Linked DNA regions of Mus musculus: region 2 is linked to region 1. A link is a loop called in an ENCODE intact Hi-C map of the cell type or tissue named here. Cell type or tissue: gastrocnemius. All regions are shown on one strand. Links, peaks and the distances in the headings refer to the core of each region. The heading gives the core; the rest is flanking DNA. Region 1 has its middle 47 kb from the start of Fam174a. Region 2 has its middle 44 kb from the start of Fam174a.

Region 1 (16,682 bases), core at 4,975-12,974:
GTAACTTTCCCTAAACAGTCTGTGCAGATAAAGCTTTGATGAACACACCTATCACCTAATTACAAGTTTGTATTTCTAGTCCCACTGAGGTGTACCAATTAACAGAATTAGACTTTAATTCCAAGAAACATATTAGACCTAATTAGTGGATATACTGCCTGCTCTAAATTTTATTTAACCCTTGATATAGTGTGTGGATGTATATTTAATACATATTCTGTCATGTTTTGTGAGTTAAAAAGTATTTTTGTAACTTCTGTTACAGGCTATGATTTTTAAAAATGAAGCTGAATAAAAATATGGCATCTTCACATGACACATTATTGTTAAGATTTTGAAAAAAAAAAAAGGAATTTATAAATGTTCAGGTTAATGGATGGAGCTTGAAACGATCATTTTGAGTGAAGTAACTCAAACATAAAAGGACAAATGTTACATGGTTCCTTTAGTTAGTGGATGCTAGCTTTGCATCTCCAGCTATGTGTGTTTCAGTTGGAATGTTCACAAAGGTCAGGGGACTACTAAGGGCCATCTAGGAGACTTTCAAAGGATGGGAGACAGAAAGCAGTAGTAAAAAGGGTACATGACAATAATAGAGTGGAAAGGGTTAAATTAGCATCAGAGGGGAGAGTCAGGGTAGAACATGAATATGGAGGATACATAGCACAGAAGACCTTAAGAACATCATATAAAAACCTACTATCCCAGGGACTTCCTAATATAATTATATTACAATGGAATCACCATAGAAGAGGGTGACAAGGTCTCAACTAGACACCATAGGTTAACAAATAGAAAGCCAGGTATTAATTCCTTATTTTGGAGTTTTTCACTAGTGAGATCCCATAGACTCTCAAACATTATAGGATACTGTCAATTCTCTTGACTACCTTCCAATACTTGGTAGTAAGACCCTCTTGCTAAGCACATTACATGTGCAAGTCATAAAACATGAAGACATCAACCTTATTTTGCCCTGGAAGCTTCACCCCTACCTCCCAGCTTTCATTGTTCTACCTGATTCTATGCAGCGCACTAGAGGTGGAAATTTATCATTGATCATGTCTGGCTGGGAACCATACAAACTACAGTGATGATTAGCTTGGCAAGACATGCTCACAAGGGTAATAGTGGTGTAAGCATCATGGGAACAATCAACTATTTTCTGCATGAAGTTAAACTCTACTCCATAAGATGAAACCCATACTTGGCACCATTATCAGGGCAACAACTTAGGGCTAGACAGGACCTAGGGGGAAAAATCTACTATTATCATTCTGCTAAATTGATATAATATTATACTGACTCCTAATGACTTTTCTTTACATAAATAGATTAACGTGTCTTTCCACTGATGGTAGTTAACATAGAGGTCTACAGCTTGCCAAGGCACAGCACCGGGTTCCCAATGGAGGAGCTAGAGAAAGGACCCAAGGAGCTGAAGGGGTTTGTAGACCTATATGAGGAACAACAATATCAATTAACTGGTACCCTCAGAGCTCCCAGGGACTAAGCCACCAACCAAAGAATACACATGGCTCCAGCTGCATATGTAGCAGAGGATGGCCTTGTAGGTCCTCAATGGAAGGAGAGGCCCTTGTTCCTGTGAAGGATCGATGCCCCAGTGTAGGGGAATGCCAGGACCAGGAAGCAGGAGTGGGTGGGTTGGTGAACAGGGGGAGGGGGAAGGGAATTGGTGGTTTTCAAATGGGAAAACAAGAAAAGGGATAACATTTGAAATGTAAACAAAGAAAATATCTAATTGAAAGAAAGAAAGAAAGAAAGAAAGAAAGAAAGAAAGAAAGAGAGAGAGAGAGAGAGAGAGAGAGAGAGAGGGAGGGAGGGAGGGAGGGAGGGAGGGAGGGAGGGAGGGAGAAAGAAAGAAAGGAAGGAAGGAAGGAAGGAAGGAAGGAAGGAAGGAAGGAAGAAAGAAAGAAAGAAAGAAAGAAAGAAAGAAAGAAAGAAAGAAAGAAAGAAAGAAAGAAAGAAAGAAAAGAAGCAAACAAACTGCAGAATGCTCCTCCCTAAACAGAGGCATATCCACACCCTTTTCTCTCCAAGGCTCTGGGATAATTACAGAAGAGGGTCAGAAGGAATATATGCTAAAGGCTAAAGACAAAGAAACTGTCTCTGGGCACAGCACAGCAACTACACATATGAACTCACAGAAGTTTTAAGGGCATAGAAAGACCTGTATGTATTTTTCAGGCAGACTTACTGGGGTGGCTTTCCCATACCTTGTGGAACGGTGTGCCCCTGTGTTTTCAATTGTTGATTGCTGTACTGGCAGAAAGCTAAGTGCTGGGAGAATTTTGGTATTGTCATTTCTATGGCCCATCACCAGTTTTCTATCTGTAAATGCTTGTCCTTCATCACCAGCCCAAAAGATGAAGGTCAGGCAGCCCTCAATGCTTAAAACAATGAAGAGATGGATTGGACATTGTCTTGCTGCTCATTACTTCAAACTGGATTGTGGCTTTTTTTTTTAAATAAAGAAAAGACAGCCAAGAGCTGAGACAGAAAGTATAGGGGCAGGGCTTCTAGAAAAAGGGAGATAGAGACAAGCAGATACAGCAGAGTTGGACCTTGAAAGCAGGCAGGAGTGAGACAGATGAGCTATAATGAAGCAGGCAAGGAGAAGCACATGGGGAGACAGGATGGCTGAGAAGCCAAGGTTACATTTGTATCTAGCTGAGAGGCTGTCCCAGCAAAAGGCGAACATGTTCAAACTATATAGAAGTCTTAAACTTCTAAACCTCTGGTGGGATCCTTAAAAGCCCCGCAATACAGACCAAATCTGCGCATGTATGGGGGAAGTGGACACAATGTCTGAGCCCTAGTGAAGGAGCTATTGAGAATGGATAGCTACTGAGAGAGGGAGAGCCAGTTTTCTCTAAGAGTGTGGTTAAGTTCTTCCTGTCAAAAGGAAATGCAGACACAAAGAGTGGAACAGAAACTGAAGGAAAGACCATCCAGAGACTGCCCCACCTAAGGATCCATCCCATCTGCTGACACCAAACTCAGACACTATTGCAGCGGACTTCACAATTCTTGGGCTTGACTGGGTTTCCTATGAACTCAGGGCACAACAATATCACAACCTAAGAAGATGTAATAATACTAGGCACCAACCCCTTTATATCAAAGCTGGACAAGGGTAACCCAGTAGGAGGAAACAGATCCCAAGAGCAGGCCAAAGAGGCAGAGACACCACCACTCAAACTCTTAGCACAAAATAACTCAGAGAGTCCTGGTTGAGCCTTTGTTTTCCTTTGAAACATGGCAATCTAGGCCTCTGTGGTCTGCATTCTCATTTTCTATACTTCCTCCTTAGAGCCCACTGAGTTCTGAGCACTCAATGGCTTTCAGGCCCAAAGTTCAAACGCTACTACAACCCTCCCCCAAAATTCATGCTCAAGTCTGTCACAGAGGTACCTCATGAACTGGTACGAACTTCAGTCTTACTATGGTTCCTATTTCTGTGATAAAACACTACAACCAAATGGTACTGGGGCTGGGGGTATTGCAACTTACAGTTTTTACTCCATTATCGAGAGAAGTCAAGTTAAGAGGTCACAGCAAGAACCTGGAATCAGAACCTGGGGCAACAACCGTGGAGGACTACTACTTACTAGCTTGCTCCTCATGACTTGCTCAGCTGGCCTTCCATTTAAAATAACACTTTTATTGGCTCATATTTCTTAGGATTTCATGAACTTCATATTCTTCTCTGTTGTTGCATAGTTGCTTTTCAACCCACCTGATATTTCTGGTCCATTATATACAAGGAGCACCTATCAATAATAGGGATAGTAGGTAAGTTGAAAACAAATAGTGTCACACAATGTACTTCATCCATCAGACATTCTGATTACAAAATAAAACTGTCAAAATTTCTATAATAAAGTCTTAAAATGCTGATTATAACAATCATTACAGCTTTATGTAATATAATAACCACATCGAGAAATGTACATATGCTACGTTCATATCCACTGCAAGAAGCAGGCTTGTATCTACTTGTAAAAAATTCTAAATGTATGTTAACATTAAAGTATTAAATTGCAACCTAAAATGTCTGATTTTCTCATGGAAAGAGATATCCAGGAACTACTGCAACATAATATACACTAAGAACTAGGCTTAAGTCAGTGAAATAGAATAATTTTTCAGATTCTGCAATAAGTAATAATTTATGGAAGTATTGACTATACCTGCTATGAGTCTCCTCAGGTTCAAAGGCAAAGTTTCTCTTTTTAAAAAAATGTAATCTGTTTTTCCTTCTGTATGTGCTATAACATCTAGTGTTTTAAACCAATTATGTGCAATTCTATTAGTTTTAAAAATACTGTTTAAAAACCAGTATTAAAGATTCTGGGGTACTCAGTAACTTGGGTCCACATATTGTAACATTTTATTTTAAATTTGCCTGTTTTCTCCAAGGCTTGTTGCCTCAGTCTGCTAACCTAAGCCCAGTCCTGGAAGTTTCTAGCTTCCATAAACATCTTATCTCAGCCTAGAATATTTCGGCCTCTGATCCTCGCTGCCGAATAAGCTCACCCTTTCTTTTTCTTTATTCACTCTGGCTGACTGATCAACTCAGCTGTGCTGGCTCAAACTCCCCTCCACACTGATTCAATCTGCCTTCTTTCACTTCTGACTGAATTGTTCTGCTTGGTCTCAAACTAACTTTAGCAGTCTCTTCTAATCCCTGGCTTCTTGTCATTGTCTGGCTCACTCTACATTCACCTGTGTCCAGCTTATTCTCTCTCTGCAATGTGTGTCTGTACAACTGGTCCCCTACCCCCTTCAGTGGTGCTCTCCTACGTAGCCTCTTTTCCTGTCTCTTTAACTGTGAGACGGCTATATACTATCTCTGACCCATTCTACCAAACCTTTTTGTCTGATTCATCACTTTCAAATGTGGTGCTTCCTTCTACAAACGAACTTTACCTTCATTGTTTGAGATCAAAGGTAGGTGCTAAGGGGGTGTCTGTATTTCAGCTACAGAGATTAAAGATTTTGAAGGCTGAGCCATACCATAACTAGAAGCAGCTTTCTTCCAGTAAATAACACAGTGTCAGGGTTAACAATCAAATATCCTGAAACAACACACTAGATTCAAAAATACATTATTTGTTCTTCACAAATAATTATTTTTGATAGTCTTGTGCTTTTGGCTGAATATAGTAAAAACATAAGTAGTTTAATTGATTATATTTCCCCAGGGTTTAATACATTCTATCTGTCTACATGGTTCTGCTGTTTGTTTGCTTTTTCCTTTTGGCAATGAAACCTATGATACTCAAGCTTTTAATTAGCAGAGAAAATGGTATCCATCAACACTGAATTGTGTTATTCTGCTAATACTATCTCAATTGTAAAAGTGGCATATGATCTTAGCCTTCTAAACAAGATATATTAGCTTTCACTGAAATTTGGTCTCAAGTAAATGACTTAGAAAATGCATGAAAATGTGGACTGTTCAGTCTAATATAATCATGAATTTCCCTGTGTGTGTCTATTCAGCTGCACAGGCCTCGGGAAAATGGAAAGTGACATGTGCTGCTCTGTGCACAGAGCCATGAAAACTCCTTGTTCTCAGAGCGCTTTGATGTTATTTATCCTCCTTGTGATTGTTTGTAGGTGGCCTAGTTTTTAAGTAATACAATAATGGACTTTGAAAACCAGAATTTTGACAGAATGTATTGTCTTCTCTTTTCCCTGTTTCTTTGTACTTAAGATACACCCTTTAAGCAATACTGAGGAAATAACCACTGTTTTGTTTGTTGGTGATGCCAGGTGACAGTCCTGTTTCACCACCTGCTCCCCCCACAGGCTCTGCACACATTTTTCCCTGCCTTGTTCTCTCTTTCTTTTTCCTGACAGCAACTTTCCTCTCCTCTCCTCTCCTCTCCTCTCCTCTCCTCTCCTCTCCCTCTCCTCTCCCTCTCCTCTCCCTCTCCTCTCCCTCTCCTCTCCCTCTCCTCTCCCTCTCCTCTCCCTCTCCTCTCCCTCTCCTCTCCCTCTCCTCTCCCTCTCCTTTCCTTTTCTCTCCTTTCCTTTTCTCTCCTTTCCTTTTCTCTCCTTTCCTTTTCTCTCCTTTCCTTTTCTCTCCTTTCCTTTTCTCTCCTTTCCTTTTCTCTCCTTTCCTTTTCTCTCCTTTCCTTTTCTCTCCTTTCCTTTTCTCTCCTTTCCTTTTCTCTCCTTTCCTTTTCTCTCCTTTCCTTTTCTCTCCTTTCCTTTTCTCTCCTTTCCTTTTCTCTCCTTTCCTTTTCTCTCCTTTTTAATTCTTTAATATTTTTTTCAGTCCAGTCTTTATTTTCCTCCTGGTCAACCCTCTGACTGTTCCTCATCCCATACCTCCTATTCCCCCACCCCCACCCCCTGTCTCCAAGAGGATGCCCCCATCCCAACCCCTACCTGACCAGACCTCCCCACTCCCTGGGGCCTCAAGTCTCTTGAAGTTTAGGTGCTTCTCCTTGCACCGAGTCCAGACCCAGCAGTCCTCTGCTGTATGTGTGTTGGGGACCTCATATTAACTGGTGTATGCTGCCTGGTTGGTAGCTCAGTGTCTGAGCAATCTCAGGGGTCTACCTTAGTTGGCTTCTTGTCTTCCTATAGGGTTGCCCTCCTCAGCTTTGTCCAGCTTTTCCCCAATTCAACCACAGGGGTCACCAGCTTCTATCCATTGGTTAGGTGTAAATATCTGCATCTAACTCTTTCAGCTGGTTGTTGGGCCTTTTGGAGGGCCATCATGATAGGCTCCTTTTTGTGAGCACACTATAGCGTCAGTAATAGTGTCAGGCTTTGGGACCTCCCATGGGCTGGCTTCCAATTTGGGCCTGTTACCTGACCTTCTTTCCTTCAGGCTCTTCTCCATTTTTGTCCCAGCAGTTCTTTCAGAGAGGAACAATTCTGGGTCAGAGCTTGTTTAGCAGCACAGTCCTTCTATGCATCCTTATAAGACTTGACTTTGGAATTTTGATTACTCATATTAAATTTAAAAAAAAAGTTTAAAAGTTTAAAAGGTTAAATAACTGGCAGACACTTAAGCATTAACACTAACATTCTGTTGCTTTTATCTTCCAATTATTTTCATAGCAATTCCCTTAGCTTTCTGATTCATTAACATGCCATTATTTGGGGAGCGCAGAATACTTTTACGAAACAATTCACATTGAAATTATCCTTCACCTGGTTATGTCATATTTTACAGGATTAAAATGAACACATTTTTGGAAGATAAATATTAATAAAAGATGGGCTAGAGAGATGGTTCAGTGATTAAGAGCACTGTCTGCTCTTCTAAAGGTCCTGAGTTCAATTCCCAGTAACCACATGGTGGCTCACAACCATCCCTAATGAGATCTGATGCCCTCTTCTGGGGTGTCTGAAGACAGCTACAGTGTACTTACATATAATAAGTAAATAAATCTTTTAAAACAGATATTTAATATTCAAAAAATTAATAAAAGATATTAAAAACTATTTTTAGAATAATGGTGTGATTGATTCCATCTAGTGCACCTAGGTCCTTATAGTCAGTACATTTTTATAATCTGATCAGCAAGTGTTCCCTTACAGTAAACTTGATATATAAGGTTTTTTTAATTAAATGCTTTTCTATGCTCTACCAGAATGAATTCAAAGTCATTTGACAAAAACTTGTTCTAGTACTTTATGTTCTCCCATTCATCCTAGTTGAGTAGAACATATGCATGCTGGTCCTCTTTTGTCCAATTGACACAAACGAGAGTCACCTAGCAAGAGAGAAGCTCAACTGAGAGTGCCTGTGGGCATCTTCTTGATTAATAATGATGTAGGAGTGAGTGTTGGTGTCACCACCTCTGGACATGTTGGTCCTGAGTTGTAGAGAAAAGCAAGCTAACCAAGCCACAGGAAGCAAGTCAGTAGCACTGCCCTTCCATAATGCCCGCCCCAGTTCTTCTCTCTGTTTCCTGTCTTGAGTTCCCTTCCTGGCTTCCCTCAGGAGGACAATCAGCTACAAGCTAAAATAACTGCATTTGGTTCAGAGTTGCTATTGGTTATGATGTGAATTACATCAAAAAGCAAAATAAGACATGATATATATGACATATAATGTAAAGAACTTACATACATTTAGAACTATTTGAGCTTAAATACAATCAAACTTAGATTTCACATGATAAGTTTGCAATATTTTAAACAATGCAAATGAAGGTGATTATTTTCCACTCTATTGAAGGAGATGAAGAAACATCTGTGTAATGTCTTGCAGAACACAGAACAGACATAATTTCTTAGGTTCTTTGAATTATGCCTTCTCAAAGCCACTGAAGATCTGTTACAGTGGTCAGAAAAATGGTATCTGAAAAGATTTTGATGAGTCTGGAAACCACTTAGTACAAGAAATCTTTACATTTTTATTTACAAAAAAAAATCTTGTCACTTTTATTTAAGAGGGTTTTGCATAAAATTGTCTTCAAAACAAAGGCAACATTTAAGAATTTTTATGTTTATAAAAATGAAAGGTGTGACCTGCTAGTGTATAAGTTTTCTGTTGCTACAGAACAAGTGAACAAAAATATATGTTTTAACGGAACACACATATTATCATTTCAGCACATAGGTCTATCTCAACTGTCTCTTCAGCTAAAGTTTTATCCTAGGATGCATTTGAAACATTAGTCAGGAATTGACTTTCATCTAGTGACTTCCCTGGAAAGATATACCTCCAGGTATGACTGGGAGCCCTAGACATATACCAGCCACACTTACTACAAGTTCCCTACCACCTGACCTTCAAAGGAGCTTAACATTATAATTAACTTATTCAAAGCCATAACATAGAGGGAGCAAAACAGCCATGAAGAACAGAGTTGATATAGCATAATGAGAGGAAGATAATGAATCATAATGATAAAATATCATCACAGGGGGAAGATTACATAACACCAGTGCCAGAAAGGGAATCACTGGGGCTGAATCAGTGGGGATATCTTGGGTTTGACTGCCATTGAAGTTAGCAAAATGATATATCTACAGATTAAAGAGATAGATAAATCAGTAATTAAGCAATAAGTGTTAACAAAATAAAATTGCTAACCAAAATAGCTGTATTGACGTCACTGTGATGACTCAGTGGGTAGGAGCACATGGCCCCAATTCAATCCATCCTGAGAACTCACGTTACGGAAGCAGAAAAGAACACTTGCAAAGCTGCCCTTTAACACCCCCATATGTCCTATGGCATGCATGTGCATATATACACATGGTAAATAAGTATAGAAGATTAAAATGTTTCATTGTTATCAGTTAACTTTCTGATATACATTTACTGTACTTGGATAGAAACCTCGGGAAGGGAAGAAGATGCTCTTCTCCAGTGCTAACCCTTGGCAACCTTTGCATTCCTTCACATTTGATAGAGTCTGGCAACAGATAAAAGCAAGAGCAAAAGAAGGTTGCATCTATTGCCCAGGGCAATGAAGCCAAGACCTTTCACCCTATGAGTGTTAAAGATCTTACGTGTGCTTCTAATGTTGAGATTCCTCAGTATTTAACAGCAGCTTGTGGCGCAGCTTGCTAAAGCTACTGTCACAGCTGTCTCTGCACATGAAGCAGATAAAAGAACATTTTCTCTCTGTTACTGCTTGGGTCACCGCCAGCTGCTGCTCTCGTAGATTCACCTCTTTTGAAGATGTCAGTGTAGCCTGATATTTGTGTTTGCAGCTCGGTCGGTCTGCTGACTTCTCAACTCTGACTCTGGCACCTGTCAATGCAATGTGGTTCCCACAGTTTCGCTTTTACTCACTGTGGACTCTCTCCCACACCACCACATATTCAAAAGCTCTTCTGCAGCTGTCAAAGCAGCCAGCTGCTTTTCCCCTTCTGTAGCTTGGCTCTCCAACCTTCCCTCACTCACTGCTACTGCTGCTACCACAGCTCTGTCATCTCCGCTCTACTTCTTTCTTCATGCTACCAAATGAGATCATTCGCCAATTGCAAGGAAGGAAAACAATGCCCGATTGAAAGTCGTTCACTGGGCTGAATGTTGAAACACCAGCGCAACAACAGCGGAGTATCTCTTAGCTAGCTTACCCATGAACCACATAGCTTCTCTGTGTAGCCAGAGAAGGGGTGTTTTGACCAATCACAGCAAACTTTACACTCAAAGGCAAGTTTCTTGTTTTCACTGACCACAGGCTGGCCCAGCTTGTATAGTTAGAGCAGTTCCATTGCAGCTCCAGGAGCCCCCATTCCCATTCCAGCCTGGGTAGAAAAGAGCCCCATGAGTACCCTGGGGCTTTTCATAGCAAAGTATCCCATGCAAATGGTACTTGAGAGAGTTAAGACTGAGCTGCGGTTTCAGGAGGGCGGTTGTCCCTCTACAGCAATTGTGATCTGCATAACGGTAGTCCAGTCAGTTGGTTTCAAACAGTCCTTTTCTTCAAGGTATCCTGTAGAGATGGAAAGAAACCAATAGTTGTCACCTAGGAATCCACATCACAACACTATCCAGTTTCTCTCATTTCCAGGCAGACAAATATCAGCAGAAGCGCTTATAATTTATATTATTATCAGTTTTAACATTTAACATTATTTTTTAATTGGATATTTTATTTACATTTCAAATGGTTTCTCCTTTCTAGGTCTCCCCTTCGGAAGCCCCCTATCCCATCTCCCCTCCCACTGCCTCTATGAGGGTGCTCCCCACGCACCCACCCACTCCTGCCTCCCCGCCCTGGCATTCCCCCACACTGGGACATCGAACACCCTCAGGCCCAAGGAACTCTCCTCCCGCTGATGTCCAACAAGGCCATCCTCTGCCACATATGCAGCCAGCACCATGGGTCCCTTCATGTGTATTCTTTGGTTGATGGTCCAGTCCCTGGGAGCCCCAGGGGTTCTGGCCTGTTGACACTGTTGCTCCCTCCATGGGGCTGCAAAACCCCTCAGCTCCTTCACTCCCTTCTCCAACTCCCCATAGGGGACCCCAGCTCAGTCCAATATTTGGCTGTGTACATCTACATCTGTATTTGTCAGGCTCTGGCAGAGCCTCTCAGGAGACAGTCATATCAGGCTTCTGTCAACAAGCACTTCCCTGCATCCACAATAGCGTCAAGGTTTGGTGGCTCTATATGGAATTAACATTACTTTAATACATTTTGTTCTTACCAGTACAACCCAGGGAGAGCTAAAGCTCTCTTATCTATTTCCAGATGGTATGACTCTATCTGGTCTACATCCTCTTTCAAATAATGTTCTAAATGTCAATTAAATACTCGCAAGTGGGTATATTAGCTTCTCTTGCAATTTTCTGTCATAAAATACCTATTATTTTATACAAATAATCATAATTTTCCATATATGTATATGCATGTGTAAAACCCAAGGTACACAGATATTACTAAGTAGCTATTGTAATTCAGAATGAAACCAAACCTCATATCTTCTCGCCCAAGTTCCCTATGCTACCAAACTATATTTTTCTTGGGGTTTTCTTTCTTTTCTCAATAACTGTCAAAACAATACCCAGCAATAATATTACTAAACAATGGATTATTATGAAGTACATTTTAATAAAGTAAAATATTTCTTCCTCCTCTGAAAACAAAGAGTTGCTACAGACTGGTTGTTGTGAGCAAGTTTATAATCAGTTCCAACTAGATTTTTACTACTTCAGCCATTTTTAATAATCAGGGCATTAAAAGCTGCATTTAAGTATGTAAGGAAAACACAATTTTAATTAGCTATATTATATAAGAGGACACAGATGCAGATGTTTTTAAAATGTGCCTATATCAAAGAATGACAAGTTGCTGTGGTTTTGGTTTCATAATAATAGAAGTTAAATATAACTTTTTGACAGAAAAAAATAATGCTACTTGATTCAATTTGTGAAACTGATACCAAAGAAAAATTGGGGGAATCTTTGAGTCATGTCCCCTGATGGCAAATGAAAATTTAGGTAATTCTGCATGGCACGAAATACTCTATGACAGTTATCCAGCTTCAGATTTTAAATATCAGTACTCATTAAATTTTAAACGACATGAATGTTATTATTTTAATAGTACCTGCTTAAGGGTAAAGCAAATACCCAGGGCTAGGGTTAAGTGTTACTCATTCTACATTCTCCTGTTCAGAGCTCCCTCTATCCTGGGGAAGGGATTTTTAGGGAGTCCTCTTATTTAGGGATGAGTGTTCCAAGGGTTGTATTCTATCATAAAATCTTTTTGATTTCTAAATGAAATGGTATCATAATGTTCATATATACACAAAGATACTGTCTTAGTTAGGGTTTTACTGCTGTGAACAGACACTATAACCAAGGCAAGTCTTATAAAAAACAACATTTAATTGGGGCTAGCTTACAGGTTCAGAGGTTCAGTCCATTATCATCAAGGTGGGAACATGGCAGCATCCAGGCTATCATGGAGCAGGCAGAGCTGAGAGTTCTACATCTTCATCCAAAGGCTGTTAGTGGAAGACTGACTCCTAGGCAACTAGGGTGAGGATCTTAAGCCCACACCTACAGTGACACACCTACTCCAACCAGGTCACACCTCCAAATGGTGCCACTCCCTGGCCCAAGAATATACAAACCATCACATTCCATTCTCTGGCCCCCATAGACTTGTTCAAACACATGAGTCTGGGGGCGGGGGGGGGGTATACTTAAACATAGCATAATGCAAAATGCATTTAGTCCAACTTTTAAAGTCCTCATAATCTATAGCAATCTCAACAATGTTAAAAATCCAAAGTTCAAGGTCTCTTCTGAGATTCATCCAATCACTTAACTGTAATCCCCAAAGAACGATAGGAAGCCAGCTGGGCAAACTCCAAACTCTGCATCTCCATGGCTGATGTCAAAGCAGTCTTCAGATCTCCACTCCTTTTTCATTTTTGTTGATTGCAACAAACTGCTTTCTCCTGGGCTGATTCCACTTCCTGTTAGCAGCTTTCCTCAGCATGTATCCCATGGCTCTGGCATCTTTAACATCTTTGAGTCTCCAAGGCAATTTCAATGTTACAGCTTCTTGTTTCACTGTCTAGGATTCCACTTAATCTTTTGGACTCCTCCTAAGGGCTGGCATCATTTCTCCAGCTCTGCCCTCTGTAGCACTCTAAGCTCAGGTTGATCCACTACACTACGGCTGCTGTTCTTGGTGATCATCCCATGGTACTGACATCTCCAATACACTGGGTTGTTTCACTCCAACTAGGCTTCACCAATAGCCTCTCCTAAGCTCTCTTCATGGTGCTAAGCATCAAATCCTTTGCCTGACCCCCTTCAGTCCTGGGCCATCAACTACAGCTGAGGCTTCACCTTCTCCAATGGCCTTCCATGACCTCTCACAGTGCCAAGCCTCAGCTGTTCTTCATGACACTTTCATGCCTTCAAAACTGGTACCACCTGGGTGACTCTTACACTTTACCAAGTCCAGCTACAGCATGAGGTACAACCTTGGCTATCTCTGGAACACAGATTCTTTGTGCTCCCAGAAAACAACTCCCAGATTTCAACTCAGTGATGCTGGTCTCTTCTTAATCATTGCTTATGTCTTAGCTCCAGCTAACCAGCATCAATTGTCCCAGTAGTTCCTGCCATTCTTAACTCTAGAGCCAGAGCCACATGGCTGAAGCTGCCAAGTTCTGCTGCTTACAGGATCTAGAACATGATCCCCTTGTACTATTACATTATCACTAGCTTTATGTTTTCTAAATCCTTCACTGCCTAAGCTTGGCTATCCTGGTTCTTGCTCTGTAGATTGATCTTGAATGCAGAGATCAGCATGCCTGTCTCATGGGATTAAAGGTGTGTACCACCATGCCTGGATCTAAATTCAGCTGGGTAGGATCTTGCCCCAAGTTCCCACCCCCTTAATCTGTTATTTCCTAGAACACAGGATTTTGCTCCATTTCACTTCCTGGTATGCCTTTAATACTCGAACCATATATTTTATATTTTGCCTTTCTATGCCTGCTATGCTTGTTCAAACTTCTCTTTGTGAGACTTAAGCAGAGAACAGAGTCTCTGCTGGGCTTTTTTGAAACTTCCTTTGTCAATGCAGTTAATTCAATTAATCCAAGTCTCTTCACCTTAGCCTCAGGCAGACTTTTCAGACAAGAGTAAAAAGTAGCCACATTCTTCACCAAAATACCACAAAAACAGTCTTTATGCCACATACTGAAATTCTTCTCCTTTGAAATCTCTTGGGCCAGGTCAACACAGTTCAAATTACTCCCAGCAACAAAGTCTTCCATATTCCTACTAGGATGACCCATTAAGCCCATTTAAAGCATTCCACTGAGTTCCAAATCCAAAGTCCAAAAATCCACATTCTTTCAAATAAAAGCATGGTCAAGCTTATCACAGCAATACCCCACTCCCAGTATCAACTTCTGTCTTAGTTAGGGTTTTACTGCTGTGAACAGACACCATAACCAAGGCAAGTCTTATAAAAAACAATATTTAATTGGGGCTAGCTTACAGGTTCAGAGGTTCAGTCCATTATCATCAAGGTGGGAGAATGGCAGCATCCAGGGTGTCATGGCACAGGTAGAGCTGAGAGTTCTACATCTTCATCCAAAAGCTGATAGTGGAAGACTGACTCCTAGGCAACTAGGGTGAGGATCTTAAGCCCACACCCACAGAGGCACACCTACTCCAACCAGGTCACACCTCCAAATGGTGCCACTCACTGGCCCAAGAATATACAAACCATCACAGAGGCTAGAGGTATTATTTATTTTAATTTCAAATAGAAAATTTCTAGTTTATGCTTTAAATAGTAATTCACAATATTAGTTTTTAATTTTAGCAAATGAACCTTTTAGAAAACTTTACAACAATATATTATATATCAAAAATTACATATATGAAGATATAGTAGTGGTTGACTTTTAAGTAGTTGGTATGGAGAACGGAAAGAGTCCAAATTTGTGCCCTTCCCCCTCATTGAGCAGGCTAAATAGACCTTAGGTTGTACCTTAGTGACCAAGGTGGAGTCAATTTCCTACAGGAGCAGACTGCCTGCTGAGCTTGCTTTGCAACTCAATTCAGCTGAAACAAAGGACTCCCTCTATATAAAGGCAGTGCTGACTATTAAACTTTGAGCCTTGATCAGAAACTTTTGTCTTGGCTTCATCCTTCTCTCACATCCATCCTTTTCATTTCCAGCCCCCCTTTCAAGTAACTAAGTTCATCCATGGCTACTGAACAGTCAGTGGTTCATTTATGTTTTGAACAAGGCAAACTGACCCAGGGCATAGTAACTTAGTGATTTATTAGTTCTCACAAATATTCATGTCAGTTAGGGTTTCATGTACTTCATTTGTGTTTCATGCTTTGTAATTTCTTACAGAAAGTGTAAGGTGGGTGTGGTCATGCCCAACGCAGTATCAAAGACATCTGTGTCTTTCTCCATGTTTCATTTATTTTTCAGCAGACAATAGATATCTGAATTGTATTATATTCATAGTTTTTCTGTTACCATTTCTGCCATATTAATCAAAATCAGCACTCCAACTCTAGAAATAAAATCCACCTATCAGTGGAAAGGCCAGAAGAATCACATTGTACTGGGCTTTTTAAATTCAGCCATATTTGCAATAGTCATGCTTGCTTCAGAACATTAGTGCCATTGTTTTTCATTAATGTACATATTTCAAACATTATGAGAAGGTACCCTCTCCTTCTCCTTCCTTTCCCATGCTGTCTCTTTGGAGATGCTTTTAAGAGAAAAAGAAATCTTGCTCTGCTACTCTCTTTCATTTTGAATTTCCTTGGAATATTTTCCACATAAACTTTTCTTGGGTATCTGAGCTAACTTATGAATATGCTGCACATTGTAGCCTAATGCCATTGCCACATTCTAAGAATTTAGCACTAGATGTGTCTTCACAGGACATCTAACTCACTGTGAGTGCTGTTTTCCCCCCTAGTTTATGCTTTAAATAGTAATTCATAATAGTAGCTTTTAATTTTAGCAAATGAATCTTTTAGTTTCCCTCTAAAACATTTTCCATAGAAATTCAGTAAGTAAAAATATAAAAGTGGTGGTTAGTTAATATAAAATTATAGGTAACATTTATCCTTTATCATTTAAATCAGTGAAGAAATGGAAGGGATTGGGTACATTTGTAAAATACATAAATGTGATTAAATCAACTGGGGATCATGGGACACCCTTGTGATGCTAGTGCTTACATAATGAGCTTGAGAGGACAGACAACATACCAAAACCCCATCTCAAATGGACAGATATTCTGATGGATTCAAATGTAGTTCAATAATAGAGTGCCTACCTAGCATGTTCAATGCCTTGATGTGCATTCCTAACACTATAGGTAAAGAAGGAATGACAGCAATCAGTTGGAATTATATACTATGTACACTGTGAATACTACATATTACACCAACATATTTCGTAATTTCTATTACTTATTAAATATTCCTCAATAGTGGTCTCAGCTTTCCATGTTTTAATTCAAAGTGCCTCTTCTACTGTCTTCCAAAAGAAAAAGTCAGGTTTCTTTCTGTCCTTCACTCTACTATTTCTCCTAAGTTTCCTTTTCTGCCATCATTCCAAAATAGATATTTTGCATTAATGTTCACATGTACCATTTATATTACCTTTGCACATGCTTTAGCATAAAGTTAAAAACTAGGAACTAATATGGAAGCT
Region 2 (16,682 bases), core at 4,575-12,574, 91 kb after region 1:
AGATCAATCTCCAAATTCATCTGGAATTAAAAAAAAAAAAAACAAAAAAAACTAGGATAGCAAAAACTCTTCTCAAGGATAAAAGAACCTCTGGTGGAATCACCATGCCTGACCTAAAGCTGTACTACAGAGCAATTGTGATAAAAAAAAAAAAAAAAAAAAAAAAAAAAAAAAAAAAAAAAAAAAAAAAACTGCATGGTACTGGTATAGCGACAGACAAGTAGACCAATGGAATAGAATTGAAGACCCAGAAATAAACCCATACACCTACAGTCACTTGATCTTTGACAAAGGAGCTAAAACCATCAAGTAGAAAAAAGCCAGCATTTTCAATAAATGGTGCTGGCACAAATGGCGGTTATCATGTAGAATAATGTGAATTGATCCATTCCTATCTCCTTGTACTAAGGTCAAATCTAAGTGGATTAAGGAACTCCACATAAAACCAGAGACACTGAAACTTATAGAGGATAATGTGCCGAAAAGCCTCGAAGATATGGGCACAGGGGAAAAATTCCTGAATAGAACAGCAATGACTTGTGCTGTAAGATCAAGAATCGACTAATGGGACCTCATAAAATTGCAAAGCTTCTGTAAGGCAAAAGACACCGTCAATAAGACAAAAAGGCCACCAACAGACTGGGAAAGGATCTTTACCTATCCTAAATCACATAGGGGACTAATATCCAATATATATAAAGAACTCAAGAAGGTGGACTACAGAAAATCAAATAACCCAATTAAAAATTGGGGCTTAGAGCTAAACAAAGAATTCTCACCTGAGGAATACCAAATGGCTGAGAAGCACCTGAAAAAATGTTCACCATCCTTAATCATCAGGGAAATGCAAATCAAAACAACCCTGAGTATCCACCACACACCAGTCAGAATGGCTAAGATCAAAATTCAGTTGACAGCAGATGCTGGCGAGGGTGTGGAGAAAGAGGAACACTCCTCCATTGTTGGTGGGATTGCAAGCTTGTACAACCACTCTGGAAATCAGTCTGGTGGTTCCTCAGAAAATTGGACATAGTACTACCGGAGGATCCCGCAATACCTCTCCTGAGCATATATCCAGAAGATGTTCCAGCTGATAAGAAGGACACATGCTCCACTATGTTCATAGTAGCCTTATTTATAATAGCCTGAAACTGGAAAGAATCCAGATGCCCCTCAACAGAGGAATGGATACAGAAAATATGGTACATTTACACAATGGATCCCTCCCATAATCAGCTTCCAAAGGCTGACACCATTTCATACACTAGCAAGATTTTGCTGAAAGGACCCTGATGTAGCTGTCTCTTGTGAGGCTATGCCAGGGCCTAGCAAACACAGAAGTGGATGCTCACAGCCAGGGCCAAGAGGTGGGAGTGGGTGGGTGGGGGAGTGGGTGTGGGAGGGTGTGGGGGACTTTTGGGATAGCATTGGAAATGTAAATGAAATAAATACCTAATAGTAAAAAAAAAAAACTGAAATACTCTAGACATAAATGGATAATGCAAGGGAAGGATTTTGTGTTTTATAGGAGTGTAGAAGCTTAAAATATCACAAGAGGCAACTACAATAGAAAGTGGCATAGACCTTTGTGATTAATGGTGGGAAACGGGGAAATCTTGATGTCCTGTGAGGTCATCAGTAATTTCATGCATATGACAGGAGAATAGAAGGAAAGGAGATGCATTAAGTGTATAGATTGGGCCAGTAGCAAAGTATGTTGACGGGTGATAGTGAAATCTCTACAGTGTCTAATTCAAGTTACTCATCATCCCTGTAAAAAGAAACAATTATGCCATCACATAGTGTTCAATATCTTTCATTTCATGGTAAGTAAAACAAACTCTCAAATCAACTTAATAAAGCAGATTGATTTTTCTCAAATTAAAAAAAATAAAAGAAAACACACTAAGTCCATGTGCATTGCTATCTAGCTGCTTAACTTTGTAGTTAGTGCAGCCTATGATCCCTGGGTAACTGATTCTATAAGTCATTCTCTTGTGGTGTCTTTGATCCCACTGGCTCCTACAACCTTTCCTTGCCCTCTTCTGCAGGATTCCCCAAGCTCCTCTGCCTAATGCTTGACTATGGGTCTCTAAATCTACTCCCATCAGTTCCTGGGTGAAGCCTCTCTAGTGACTATTATGCTAGGTTATTATGCTAGTGTACAAGTATAGGAGAGTATCATTAGGAATCATTTTATTAACTATTATTATTATTAGACTATTATTTTTGTCCAGTTGTGTTTGGCTCTATCTTAGATCTCTTGGATATTCAGGTTCTGGTTCATGGCTCTTCTCCACTGATAGTTGGAGTGCAAACTTGTATAGCCACGTTGGAAATCAATAAGGGCCGTGTCTCAGAAAATTCAGAATAAAACTACCTCAAGACTAAGCTTTGCCACTCCTGGGCATATACCTAAAGGGTATTCTACCCTACCATAAGGACACTTGGTCATCTATGTTCATTGTAGCTTAGTTGATAATAACCAGAAACTTGAAATAATGTAGAATTTTTTTTTTACTAGAAAACTGTGGGCTTTAATTTGTTTTGCAGGTAAAAATTTCCATGGAATTTTCTTTTTTCTTTTTCCCCAATATTTGGTTTTTTTAATTCTCTCAATCTCTCTCTCTCTCTCTCTCTCTCTCTCTCTCTCTCTCTCTCTCTCTCTCTCTCTCTCTCTTTCTCTCAATACTTTATTTAAATTTCAAATGTTATCCCCTTTCCTAGTTTCCCCTCGGAAAATTCCCTATCCCCAGATGTTTTCAACTGAAGGATGCATAAAGAAAATGTGGCACATTTACACAATGGATAATTACTCAGCTGTTAAAAAGAATAAAATTAAATTTGCAGGCAAATGGAATGAACTTGAAAAAAAATCAGCCTGAGTGAAGTAACTAAAACCCAGAAATACAAATATGATATGTACTCACTTAAAAGTGGAAATTAGCTGTACAGTAAAGGATTATCATGTTATAATCCACAGACCTGGAAAAGCCATATAATAAAAAAGGCTCAAGGAAGGATGCATGGATCTCCCTGGGAAGGCAGAACAGAATAGTTCATGGGTAGACTTGGGATGGGTAGTGATGGGAACAGGAGGAAACAGGTGTGTGTGGGGGGGAGGTAAGGGGAAAAGAAGACTAGAATTATGGAGGTCATTTCAGGGGCAATTTAGTGACTTGGTACAATGGAAACTCCCCGGAATCTACCAGGGTGACCCTAGCTAAGACCCCAGCAATGAGGAGTATGGACCTAAACTAGCTTCTTCTGTCATCAGGCAAGGCTTCCAGTGGAGGGATTGGGTCACCAACCCAACCACAAAATATTTGGCCTATACAATGTCCTCCCTATAAGCTTTTCTGGGGAAAAGGTGACACAGAAATTGTGGGAATGACCAACCAATGATTGGTCCAACTACTGACCCATGCCATAGGAAGGAATCTACACCTGACACAGCAACCTATATTAACTCCATTTTATTTTGGTGTTGATCTTCTCTATAACAATTATCCTTGATTGTAAAATAGCTTCCACTATTACAGAAAGTCCCATGGAGTTACTCAATCAAAGAATAGGAACTGTAATGCTATGTTTTCATTGGGAGAATGAAGAGATGAATTCCTGAAGGCATTGCCAAAGCATTCCTGAGCAGTAAGTAAGTAAGTAAGTAAGTAAGTAAGTAAGTAAGTAAGTAAGTAAATAAATAAATAAATAAATAGTGATAAATGAAAAATTAAAAAATACTGGACGAATTGTTATTCCAGATTTTATATATATAACCAAATGGCTAAAAAGAACCTCAAAAGGTGTTCATACTCTTTAGCAATCGGGGAATGCAAATTAAAAAAAAAAAAACTTGAGATTTCCTCACACTATAGGCAGGATGGCCACAATCAACAAAACAACGCACAACAAATGCTAGTTATGGTGTAAAAAAGAGCAACACTCATCACTATTGGTAGGCATGAAAACTGCTGTAGCCACTCTGGAATTCAGTATGGAAAGTTCTTAAAAATTAAAAAGCAAATCAAACGTCTAACATAGCCCAAAGGACTCCATGTCCTATTCCATAGATGCTTGACCTGTCATGATCATTGCTGTTTTATTCACAATGGCCAGAAAATGGAAACGACCTAAATGTTCTTCAGCTGACAAATGGATAATTAAAATGTGTACTCTATGGAATACTATTCAAGAAAAATAAAATTATTAATTTTTCAGGTAATGGATGAACCTAGAAAATATATTGAGGAAAGCCAGACCCAGAAAGATAACTATGTTCTCTTTGCAGTTCTTAGATCCAAATCTCCTGACATTAGTACTCAGTTTGGAGTTACCACAGAAATTAGGAAACTGTAAAGAGGACGGAGGTAGCAGGATTTGGCTTGATAGAGGAACAGTAAGATACAAGTGATACAAAGTGGGAAATAGAAAAATGGGAGTGGGCAGTGTAGGAAAGGGGGTGATGAGGGATAACTAACACCATGGTTGTTTGACAAATACTCAAGGACTTATTTTATATTTACCTAATATATATTAATTATATTGAGTATTACATACAATATATATGAAGCTAGTATAGCCATTAGGCTGACAATTTTCTCCATAAAAAAATCACAGTGTAACAAAACAACAGACTAACAAAAACCCCAGTATAAGGCACAAGAAATCTTTTGAATGGTTATTTAAGATAGTCCAGATGACTTCCAAAACAATATAGACAATCAATGGAGCCCTTAGTTGTCTTTCAGGGATTGAGGATATTCCCCTATTGCTGAAAACATGGTAAATATATGAAACAAGACTCAAATAATTTGATATAGATGTGACCTAAAAGCCATTTCCTACAGTGTAGTCTCTGTGGTACCAGAGTAAACTAGGCAAACTGCCAAGGCAGGGAAGTGATTAAACAGTGCTATCCAGTAGCAACCCTTTTGAACCATGACAATAACCAGAATGAAAAGCTATGCATAAAGGTTCGATAAGTCACATATGCTAGTCAGTAGGCACCAACAGCTGCCTAATTGAACTACAGAACCACCAAAGAGTAAGGTAAATTATTTCTGGTACTGGAAACCTAGCCAGCTATCCAGGATTCAGTGAGGGCACGGGCATTAGAAACGAATCTATTATTATCATTTTTCTAGACCAGAATAATTCCTTCCTACATTCTCTCTTATCCTTATACGCACAGATAAGGTTAGGTACTACTCTTTACACCAAATGGAGATGCTCACAGAAAACCACAACTGGACACAATGTAAAGATCAATGGACCAAAGAGAGCTCAACATCAAAGGGCATCCTCATTACATCTCCTGCATCTCTGTTTCAGGGAACATTCATTGAGAGGAAGTCTGCAATGAAACAGTCTCTCCTATAAATGATGTGTGAACAACATAGAAACAACGGAAATACCAATGGCCTTATAATGTGGAATAATGACATTTTTATCAGACTACTCCCCCAAACCCAAAACTACAGGCAACTAATGATCACCGAGAGAAGAGTTAGCCTCTCTGGTGATGATTCCTCTTATTGGTTGATCACGGCAGACTGATTAGATCTGACACTGTGTACAAGTGAACTAAAACAGATAGCCACATATAAAAGACACATGCACATACATATAATAAAAATAAACAATGAAAAATAGTCTATTAACTTGAAATGGGGTTTTGAGGGGGCTATTATGGAAGATACCTAGGATAGGCTGGAGGAAGAAAAGGGACTGGATAAAGATATGTAATCCTATTTCAATAAAAATAACATAGTAAAAATAAATTATATAAAAGAAATTTTTGTGTTTTCTAGCTAGGTGATTGGTAAAAAAATACTCAAGTATTATTTAAGGCATACTTCTTAATTTTTAGAAGATTGCTATATTGTTCTTTTTTTTGCTTATCTTTTGATATTCTGATGTAATTACATCATTACTTCCTCTTTCCTCCCACTCTGTCCTCCCATATACCCCAACTGGTTTTCTTTTAAACAATGGCTGCTTTTTCATTAATTAAATCACTAGTACATATTTTTGGTTGTGAGCCTAGCCTTTAATGGCTGAGCCATCTCTCTATCCCAAGCACTAATTCATATGAAAATAAAATTAATCAATCAAATGTTTGTTTAAGTACAAAAAGCATTCATTTTACGGTTGGGTGAAACTAAATAAACGTTTTACAGAATATCGGAGAAGGAACAAATGACATTCACTTTGTATATTACAAACGGCCATTAGAATAATGCAATGATGGGCAATAAGAGAATACAAACATCAGAGCTACTGTGAATGTTTAGAAAGAGGAGACCAGCAAACCGGGAGCCTCCAAGAAATCAAAACTCCGTTTAAGTCATAAATTTGTTACTGAAGTAAACTTTCTGGTGGAAATGGAGTTGTGAGATATTGAAAACCAAGCATGTGAGAGCATAGTAGTATGAGTAAAAAAAAGCCTGTAGCTTATTTTTGCTTCTCTCTAAAGGACTCTGAGGATAGTTTCACTGACTTTTACTACATTTAGGGGTCTTCTTTAAACAAACTTCTACTCTAGTCTTTTGCATAATGTTCAGTTAGGTTATCAGCTTTTTATAATATTTTCCTGGGCATTTATCTACAACTAGATACTAGCCCTTCTATGCTAAGCATTAGCAGGATTCAAAGGTAGGACTCGGAAAAAAGGCTAAATATCTATCAATGGACAAATGGATACAAATGGAATATTATTCAGCAATATGAATGGAAACTGCAACATTAAAGACATGAAAAATTTTGGAGTCTGTTGTAACAAAGTGAAATGATATAACTACAGAAAAATAAATACTATACAATTCTCATCCAACATTTTTCTAAGATTCTAGGTTGCAAAGAATTGAACAAAAGTGAGAGTTAATATTCAATGGATATAAAATTTCATTTATGCAAATGAAGATGTTCTAGAGACCTGTTGAAAAACACTACACATAGATGATCATACTTCATTTTGTATGTATCCTATTAAGGTCTAGATCTCATTGCAAATGCTCATAATCCAATAAATTGAGGCAGAATAAAAATTGGTGTTGTGAGGATGTTACACCTCCTTAGACCAACTGTAGTTAATTTCTTAGTGTTTATCTTATTATATATTAACATCAACACTTTTAAAAATGGTTGACAGGATATTGGAATTTATTTTCCTGTAGCTTTCAAAAACACATCTTAATGATGGGTTTCAGTTGAAATAAGTGTTTAAGTGAAGTTCCCTCAGATTATGTAGAAAATAAAAAAAAAAAGATATAACATGGAGAAACAATATAAAATTATACAAACTACAAAATAGCTCCGAAGGCTGCTTGCAAAATGTTTAATTTATTAGAGTGTAAACAAAGGCATGTAAAAATTTTCTGTGTCAGTAACTGACCTTTGCTGAAGGTTATTACTTTAAAAACTGCCTTTAGGAAAATAAATATTGTCACCCAGCAATTGTGACTAGCTAAAGCAGAATTAGAAATAATTATGGATAACATTTGATGCGACAGCTATGACAGAATGTTTCTTAGTCGACTCGGAATTTTAGTTTCCTACTTTGCTTGTTCCTCATATCTTTGTACCCTTGCCACATCCCTGGGTCCTTAGCTGTTCCTATGCAGAGCTGATATCAATGCATATTAGCTGAAGTCACATGGAGAGCTGCCAAGGTCGTTGTTGCAGTCTGACTTTGCCATTCAGCTGTGTCCTACCACCCACATTGACAGATTCCCATGATTTAAGTTTATGCACCCATGGTCAGCAGGCCATATTTTATGTAAAAATATCTATTAGCCAAACATCTGGGTTATATAACATGCCTGTCCCTTCCTTGAATAGTTGCTTTCCTCTTTCCTTTTCTAACTTCATCTACAAACTGAAATCTATGATTTCTTTCTTCCAAGTTTAGGATGATAAGTCAACCTCAGAGTGGGTCAGATCATGGGCTTTTCAGTTAACCTGTGGGCCAAGGTATATTAGCTATTTATGTACTGGAAAAAAAAAAACTACCTCTCTAGGAAAATAAGATCTATTTCTGTTCTCATTGATCTTAGCTGAACATGGAAATGAATAAGCAAGTGGCATGAAAACAAACAAACAAACAAACAAACAAACAAACAAACAAGGATAGTCTAACTGGCCAGAAATTTCAAAGGGTGCTAAAGAGAGAGCTGTGTTGTATCAAACACAGCTACATTTTCTGAGCTAAATTGTGTCATTGTTCCCACATGTAATTAATGTTTATCACTTTGTATCAGTATACTGAATTTAATAGTGAGTTCATGATCCCTTATAACATGGAAATCTCTAGGCAGATGAATTGAACTGTGAAGGACATTTTTTAAAGACATGTTAATTCAGACACTTCAAAACATAGATTATATAGAGTGATTTAAAAGGAACCCAATCTATTCTATTTATTTATGGAAGCTCTGTACATGTTGCTTCAATTAGAACTTAGATCATATATGGAAGAGGAAATTCTGTATTCTTCTTTTGAAACATACAAATTGTCAAGAATCTACCTTAAAATTATCCAAAACTTATTTTTTCTCTATAATTCTGCCCTCATTGGTTATTGATTTTACAATTCCATACTTAAGAAATATTCTCTTCTGGGTGCAGGAAGTCATTAGCTCTTTCTAACATTACTAAGAGACACAGTCTCACAGTAAGCTCCTTCATTGCCTGGATCACACAATCTTTCTACTTCCCCTTCCCAAATATTCCCTGAGGCTAAGATGTAGAAGTTCTTTGTAGATGTATCCAATGAATAAATCTTTAAAAACTAATTGTATGTTTTCTGGCTATCAAGAAATCTTAGTATATTATATTTTAAACTCAACATATAGTGTTTTTCTGCGGAGTGGCATTGATTATTTTTTATCAAACATTTATTTTTGATGGTTTGTTTCATTTTTCATTTCACACTTTTATAAGAGGTGCTAAAAATGTTGTTCTACATATCACTCTACATAGATATTGTTCAGGATAAATTGTTAGAATTTATGAGATCATTTCATATTTATGAGGATGTCTGCATTTTTTTTTACAAATACAGAGAACTAGCTTATGACATAATAGAGCAATATGATCATGCTAAAAATACATATAGAAACAATATCTAGACTGTCTCAACGGGGAATATTGATTCTGGAATTAAAAGCAAGATTTGACACCAAATTCTAGCACAGCATGTGGACAGAGCTTTGTGTAGCTTCAGCTGGTGTCAACATAGCTAGGAGAGCTACATGAATAATTAGTAGACTTTGTTTTTCCATTTTAGAAGAAACTCTGTGAAGGGGTGTGTGTGTGTGTGTGCATGTAAATGTGTGTGAGTGAGTGTGTGACTGTGTTTGTGGGTGTGGACACATGAGTATGAGTGTGTATATACATATGTGTGCATGTATGTATATGTACATTTGTATGTGTGTGTGTGTGTGTGTGTGTGTGTGTGTGTGCCCGCGCGCGCTCATATGCAGTGGTAGTAGTAGAGAGAAGCAAAAAAGAGTAAGCAGCTTAACTGGACTTCTGTCAAAGCCATATGCTGGTGATATTTACATTCTCATCTCATGTTCTACACATTTCCCAATGACCTATTTCTGTGCTATGAATTTCTGAGCAAAAATAACATCATAGCACTGGGAAGCAGAGAGAAAGTAGAACATTGCAGTACTAGGTGAGTTTCGAGCTAAGAGTCCCTAAATTAAAGGAAATGATTTTTATTTCCTTTTCAGATAACAGTAAAGTGGGCAAATCATTTTTTGACACTAAAATACAAGGTACAAGGTCTTTGATGATTCTCCCACCTTTAACAGTTCAATTTAAAAATTGTATTAATCCATCTAGAAGGTTGCTGGAATATGGAAACATAATGTGAACATATAGATGTGAAGTTTGTGGGCCATGTGCTGGCAGAGGCTCTCAGAGGACAGCTATACCAGGTTCCTGCCTGCAAGCTCTTCTTGGTATCAGCAATAGTGTCGGTGTTTGATGTAAGCAGATGGGATGGATCCAAGGTGGAACGGTCTCTGGATGGCCTTTCCTTCAGTCTCTGTTCCATTCCCCCCAACCCCTGGAATTTCTTTTAGATAGGAACAATTCTGGGTTAAAGATTTGGAGATGGGTGGGTGGCCCCATTCCTCAACTAGGAGTCATGTTTATCACTATACCCAGCAAAACTCTCATTCACCATAGAGAAACCAAGATATTCCATAACAAAACGAAATTTAAACAATATCTTTCCATGAATTCAGCCCTACAGAGGGTAATAAAAGAAAAACTCTATCACCAGGAGGGAAACTACACCCAAGAAAAAACAAATTAATCATCTCATAACATAAAAATAACTACAAAAAAAAACTACAAAAACATAGTACCACCTCGCACAACAAAAATAACAGAAATCAGCAATCATTGGTCCTTTATATCTCTCAACATCAACAGGAGTGCTCTTACCACTGCTTTCATTGTGTCCCATAAGTTTGGATATGCTGTGTCATCATTTTCACTGAATTCCAGGAAGTATTTAATTTCTTTATTTCTTCCATGACCAAGTTATCATTGAGTAGAGAGTTGTACATTTTCCATGAGTATGTGGGCTTTCTGTTGTTTTTATTTTTATTGAAGACAAGTCTCAGACCATTGTCATCTGATAGGATGCATGGGATTATTTCAATCTTCTGCTTGTTTTGTGTCAAATGATATGGCTAATTTTGGAGGAAATACCATGAGGTGCTAAGAAGAAGGTATATTATTTTGTTTTAGGTAAAATATTCTGTAGTTATCTGCTAAATCCATTTGGTTCAATCTGGAGTTTCACTGTGTCTCAGTTTAGTTTCTGTTTCCATGATCAATCCATTGGTGAGAGTGGTGTGTTGAAGTCTCCCACTATTATTGTGCGAGGTTCAATGTGTGTTTTGAGCTTTAGTAATGTTTTATACACAAATGTGGGTGACCTTGAATTTGGAGTGTAGACTTTCAGAATTGAGAGATCATCTTGGTGGATTTTTTTCTTTGATGAGTATGAACTGTCCTTCCCCATATCTTCTGATGACTTTTGGATGAAAGTCTATTTTATTGGATATTAGAATGGCTATACCAGCTTATTTCTTGGGACCATTCGCTTGGAAATTTTTTCCAGCCTTCTATTCTGAGATAGTGTCTGTCTTTGTCCCAGAAGTATGTTTCTTGTATGCATCAAAATTCTGAATCCTGTTTGCAAATTCAGTCTGTTAACCTATGTCTTTTTATTCCAGAACTCCATAATTCCGTTGATGTTGAGAGATATTAAGGACCAATGATTGCTGGTTTCTGTTATTTTTGTTGTGAGAGGTGGTACTATGTTTTTGTAGTTCTCTTCTTTTGGATTTTTTATGAGATGATTAATTTGTCTTTTCTTGGGTGTAGTTTCCCTCCTGGTGATAGAGTTTTTCTTTTATTACCCTCTGTAGGGCTGAATTCATGGAAAGATATTGTTTAAATTTCGTTTTGTTATGGAATATCTTGGTTTCTCTATGGTGAATGAGAGTTTTGCTGGGTATAGTAGTCTGGGCTGGCATTTGTGTTCTCTTAGCCTCTGCATAATATCTTTCAAAGATCTCCTGGCTTCTAGAGTCTCTCTTGAGAAATCTGGCATGATTCTGATAGGTCTGCCTGTATGTTATTTGGTCTTTTTCCCTTACCACTTTTAATATTATGTCTTCCTTCTGTGTACTTAGTGTTTTGATTATTATGTCATAGGAAGAGTTTATTTTCTCCTCCAATATATTTGATGTGCTGTAAGCTCCTTGTCCTTTTATGGCAATTTCTTTCTTTAGGTTAGGTAAACTTTCTTCTGATTTTGTTGAAGACGTTTTCTGGCCCTTTGAATTGGGAATCTTCATTCTCTTCTATTCCTATTATTCTTAGGTTTGGTTTTTTTCTTTGTGTCCTGAATGTCTTGAATGTTTTGGATTAAAAACCTTTTGCACCTTGTATTTTCTTGGACATTTGTGTCAATATCTTCTGTGGTACCTTCTAACCTGAGATTCTCTCTTCTTTCTCTTGTTTTCTGTTGTGTGTGCTTGCATCTATGATTCCTGATCTCTTTCCTAGGTTTTCTAGCTCAAGAGTTGCCTCCCTTTGTGATATTTGTATTGTTTCTATTTCCATATTTTGATCCTATATGGTTTTGTTCAGTTCCTTCATCTGTTTAGTTGTGTTTTCCTGCATTTCTTTAAGGGATTTATGTGCTTCCTCTTTAAGGGCTTTCACCTCTTAACCTGTGTTCTCCTGTATTTCTTTAAGGACGTTATTTATGTTCTCCTTAAACTTCCTCTATCATCTTTACAAGATGGGATTTTAGGTCAGAATCTTGTTTTTCAAGTGTTTTAAGGTATCCAGGGCTTGCTGTGGTAGGAGATCTGGGTTCTGATGGTGCCAAGTGACACTGGTTTCTGTTGCTTATGTTCTTGTGCTTGCCTCTCTCAATCTGGTTATCTCTGGTATTAACTGGCCTTGTTGTCCTTGTCTGGAGCCTGTCCCTCCTATGAGTCTGGTTATGATGGTTCTCCTAGGAGTCAAGCTGTCTTTGGATGTGGGCAGGGGAGAAGGGGGCAGAAGCACTTCATCTACCCCTGACACAGTTGTAGATGGGAAGGGAGATGTGTCTCCATTAGGGCAGATTGGCCCTGTGTCTGCAGGGTCCCATGTGGGTCCCAGTTAGGCTAGGTATTGGGGCTGGGGATGGGATTCTTACCTGTGAGAATGGTTGTGAAGGACCTCCTGGGAGTCAAGCTGTCTCTGAGTAGAGTATCAAATCTGCTACCAGGTGCAGTTGCAGACCAGAGGGAAGTAATTGAAAATTATTTTATTTAATTTATTTTTAATTAATTAATTAATTAGGTTTTTCTAGACAGGGTTTCTCTGTATAGCCCTGGCTGTCCTGGAACTCACTTTGTAGTCCAGGCTGGCCTTGAACTCAGAAATCTGCCTGCCTCTGCCTCACAAGTGCTGGGATTAAAGGCATGTGCCACCACACCCAGCTTTGAATTTTTAATAGCAACGTGAGTACTTGATTAAGGAAAGATGATTCAAAATCATAATATGAAAAACTAAGGGTTTTGAACAAATAATAAACAGAACAAATAATAAATGAACAAATAATAAATCAGAAAAATAAAACACAACTTGTTATATTCTAATGAAGATTTTAGTATTGGGAAGGTCAAATCTATTCAATAAAACTACATTTTATATTAAGTTATAGAAATACAAGATCATATGACTCATATTGTTGCATATTACAGCAGATTGTTAGTATGAAAGATCCTCTATGTACAATTGACCAAAGGCTAGATGTGGCTTGCTCCCTGTGGCAGACTGATATCACCCAAGGGCAACTAGAAGAAATGCTCCAAAACAAGTAAGAAACAAACCAACAAACACACAGTAAAATATCAAGTCGATCCAAAAATGTAGGGTCAGAAGACATGAGTCCATGCTAGAATGGCAACAGTGGTTTGGATGATGAAATTTGAGCACTGAAATGTAGAACATTGAGATCAGGACCTCTAGATGAGACTGTTCCAACACAATGATTAAAGAGCAGCCACTTCAGAGTTATGTTTTTGGGTCACCTGAAAATAGCTTACTTCTTCAGGAAACACATCTTAAGCCCAAGCCATACTCACATGATAAAAGAAAGCATCGGACCATAATCAAACCGGACAAGACTTAGTAGACTGTGTAACATAAATAATAATCACTAATCTTCAAAAGTCATATTTAGATTAGTTAAGTGGCTTAGGAGACTTCATAAAATGTTAAAAAGTCACAAAAAATGAAGAAGTATCTGGAGTCAGTGATGTCCAAAGTAAGTGTATTTTCCCTACATGGGCATGGTCTTCTCCATTGGAGACCCAGTCGATTTATCCCAGCTCTCTGTGATCTATTCCTTCACTGACCCTATCAGTTAGGCCACCTCTGCAACAGTGTTGGATAGGGCAATCACAAATTTGTCAATTAATAGAGCTCTACAGGCAAATTCTAAAAACATAGAATTCATAAGGAAACAACAAACAAACAAACAAAAACAGCAACAGTTACTTAACTAGAAAACCAATGATATATTAAATTGCAAAACACACACAACTAAAACTGCAAGCTGTTTATCTTGTAATAAATTACTTGGTTTTGGAGATGTTATGCAAGTATAGCTAACTGGGCATGCTTATGAATTTAAGATAATTAATAAGAGAAAGATTTGGACTCAAAAATAACCAAGTTATTTTTAGCAGATATTTTATTTGTGGAAGATACTACTGGTTCTGTGCATTGCCAGTATTTCATTTCATAACATGGTGAGAATGACAAGACTGTACTTTGAGCAATCAGTGATATAAGGGTGAAGAGGACCAGGAGGCCATGACTGCAAAGATAAATTGGGGTATCAGGAGACAGCATCTGGTACTTAAGGCATGAGACCAAGATGATTGTCAAAGGCAACTGTGTAGAGAAGGATGCGATAGAAGAGTGTTGAACATCTTGAAACACTGAAACATCAGTGGGTGAAGGGTCAGGGGGAAAGAGAACAAAACCTGAAGCTTTAGCAGGATGTAATCGTTTCCATAGGAACAGTGTATGCTCAAAAGCACTGCAGTAAGCTTTAGTCTCCCCAGACAAGCAGTCCTGAAGAAGTCAACTTATGTCAAGGGAACACATCCTGCTTCTTTCAGGCAGTCGGACCCAGGTGTCATTTCTGTTCTATTTAAATGTCATCTCTCCCATGCTTTTCCTAGGCATTTGTAAAAATGATCCAGGACCAACACTTGCTATCCCTTCCCATGCTTAATTTCAGCCTTTGGTTAATTTAGGCCTTTGCATTTATTTATCTCCTTCCATTTTACCAGCTTAGAAATATATGATTCAATTAGTCAGATTTTCCTCACTGTTTTACACTAATAAGACAACTGGATTTTAGAATTGGGTCAGGCTAGAACCATAAAACCAAAGAGTTAATTCCTCAAGTGAAACAAACAAACAAATACTTTGAACCAAAAACTTTCCAGAACACTTCACTCCCTTATTAAATTAACTTATATATTTAGGAAGAATACTAAATATGTTGTTTGAAAACATTTTCCAGCCATGTGTCAGAAATATTTTTATGGTTTTAGATGTGTTATTTTAAGCTGGGTGCCAGAATGACCCTACTAATAATACAAGTATTCAGGCTGTAGAGACAAGAACAGGAGTTTGGTGTGGCTGCTGGTGAGTTTGGTGCCCGTCTGGTATATATGAGTCCCTGTCTCAAAACATGAAAAAAAGATTGACTTTTGTAACTGTGTGGCCTTTATTCTGTTTGTTCACAGACATTCATGTTATTGATCTACATTGCACAAAAGCATGTAATATCTGCACAGAAAGAACTTCTATTCCAGAGAGGGAATTCTCTCTCAAAAGAATCCCCATTGACAGAGGTGGCTTCTTCATGCACACATGTGAACACACACACACACACACACACACACACACACACACACACACACACACACGCACACACGTACACCCAAATGCAAATGAACAAGTACATGCAGGTGGATGAGGACATGTAAATCTAACACAGGATCGCTTCTATCATCTCCTTGGCATTTTTTTCTAATCTAGAATATGTAAATTTGGGAAAGGCAGTCATGGATTTTTGAATAATGAGACTTCATGAAATTACAGATATAAGTATATATAGTTATAAGACATTATACAGATGAGAATTTTACTGAAGTATAATTATAAAGCAACAAATTATTATAAAAAGACAATTCTCAGAGCATATCAAGATTTTCCCAGAGAAACTGCAGTTTCTTAGCAACAATTGTAAACAGGATATTTGGAGCTTTCTCAACAACTGCACAGATGCATCAATTATTTAAATAGCATGATCTTGACTTTTCCAGCTAAATAAACTCCCTGAACTCATGAGTTCTCTCCATGCCAGTGGCCTGGACTTCTCTTCATTCTAGAATAAAAAGGGATTTTTAATTTACCTTAGCCTTGAGGAATATCTGATTGCATTATTTATTAGGAATAAATAAATTAATTGGGGATACAAAATTTTTGAAATATCCTCTAGTAATCCTTTCTGAACTAATATGTGTTGTCTTTTAAAACATATATTTTATGGTATGATAGAAATATATACCTTTTTACCTTTTGGATCCTTGTTACAGTGGTTGTAATCATCATTATGAAAATGTTCTATTAGTATGTGATTGTAGCTGTATTAATTTGTTATTTTCATTGAAAATATTTCATTATGTCATATACATTTAAATCGTATTTCTTTATAGTAATCTATTTCAGAGTTCAGTATTTTTTTCCAGTTGGAAACATAACTGATTTTGAATGCCATATAATTATTTTGTGACCATTTTATAACTTAGATAGTTTTTAACGTTTTATTTTTTGGGGAGTATTAAATGTGACAAGTAGAGCTTTGGATATCTTCAATAATTGATGGATTCATGGATATGCGCTGGATATGGATTAATGTCTGCATCTAGGCTTTGTAACTTTTATGTTGCTGTTTAACTATCTCTGTGCTCTGCCTATGAACAACATAACTTTGGCTCTTCTCTTCCTCTAATGTCACTATGTGGTTCAGATTTTCATTTACTATTGTTATATGTTAAGTCCTGTCA

The links. Peaks named below come from ENCODE experiments on the same cell type or tissue, not always from the same donor. Only the 100,000 strongest peaks of a DNase experiment are listed, where the experiment ranks them.
Region 2: it touches region 1 in a loop (23-fold over the local background); 2 of 42 quality-filtered maps call a loop at or near these places.

The regions. Positions count from the first base shown.
Region 1 is chr1:95,258,468-95,275,149 of GRCm38, forward strand. No RefSeq gene overlaps it. Among named protein-coding and RNA genes, the nearest start is that of Fam174a, 47 kb to the right of the region's middle. In gastrocnemius, for the core only: no CTCF peak of the experiment used is centred there; a DNase peak (open chromatin) is centred at 9,651; H3K4me3 peaks cover 827 bases.
Region 2 is chr1:95,349,459-95,366,140 of GRCm38, forward strand. No RefSeq gene overlaps it. Among named protein-coding and RNA genes, the nearest start is that of Fam174a, 44 kb to the left of the region's middle. In gastrocnemius, for the core only: no CTCF peak of the experiment used is centred there; no DNase peak of the experiment used is centred there.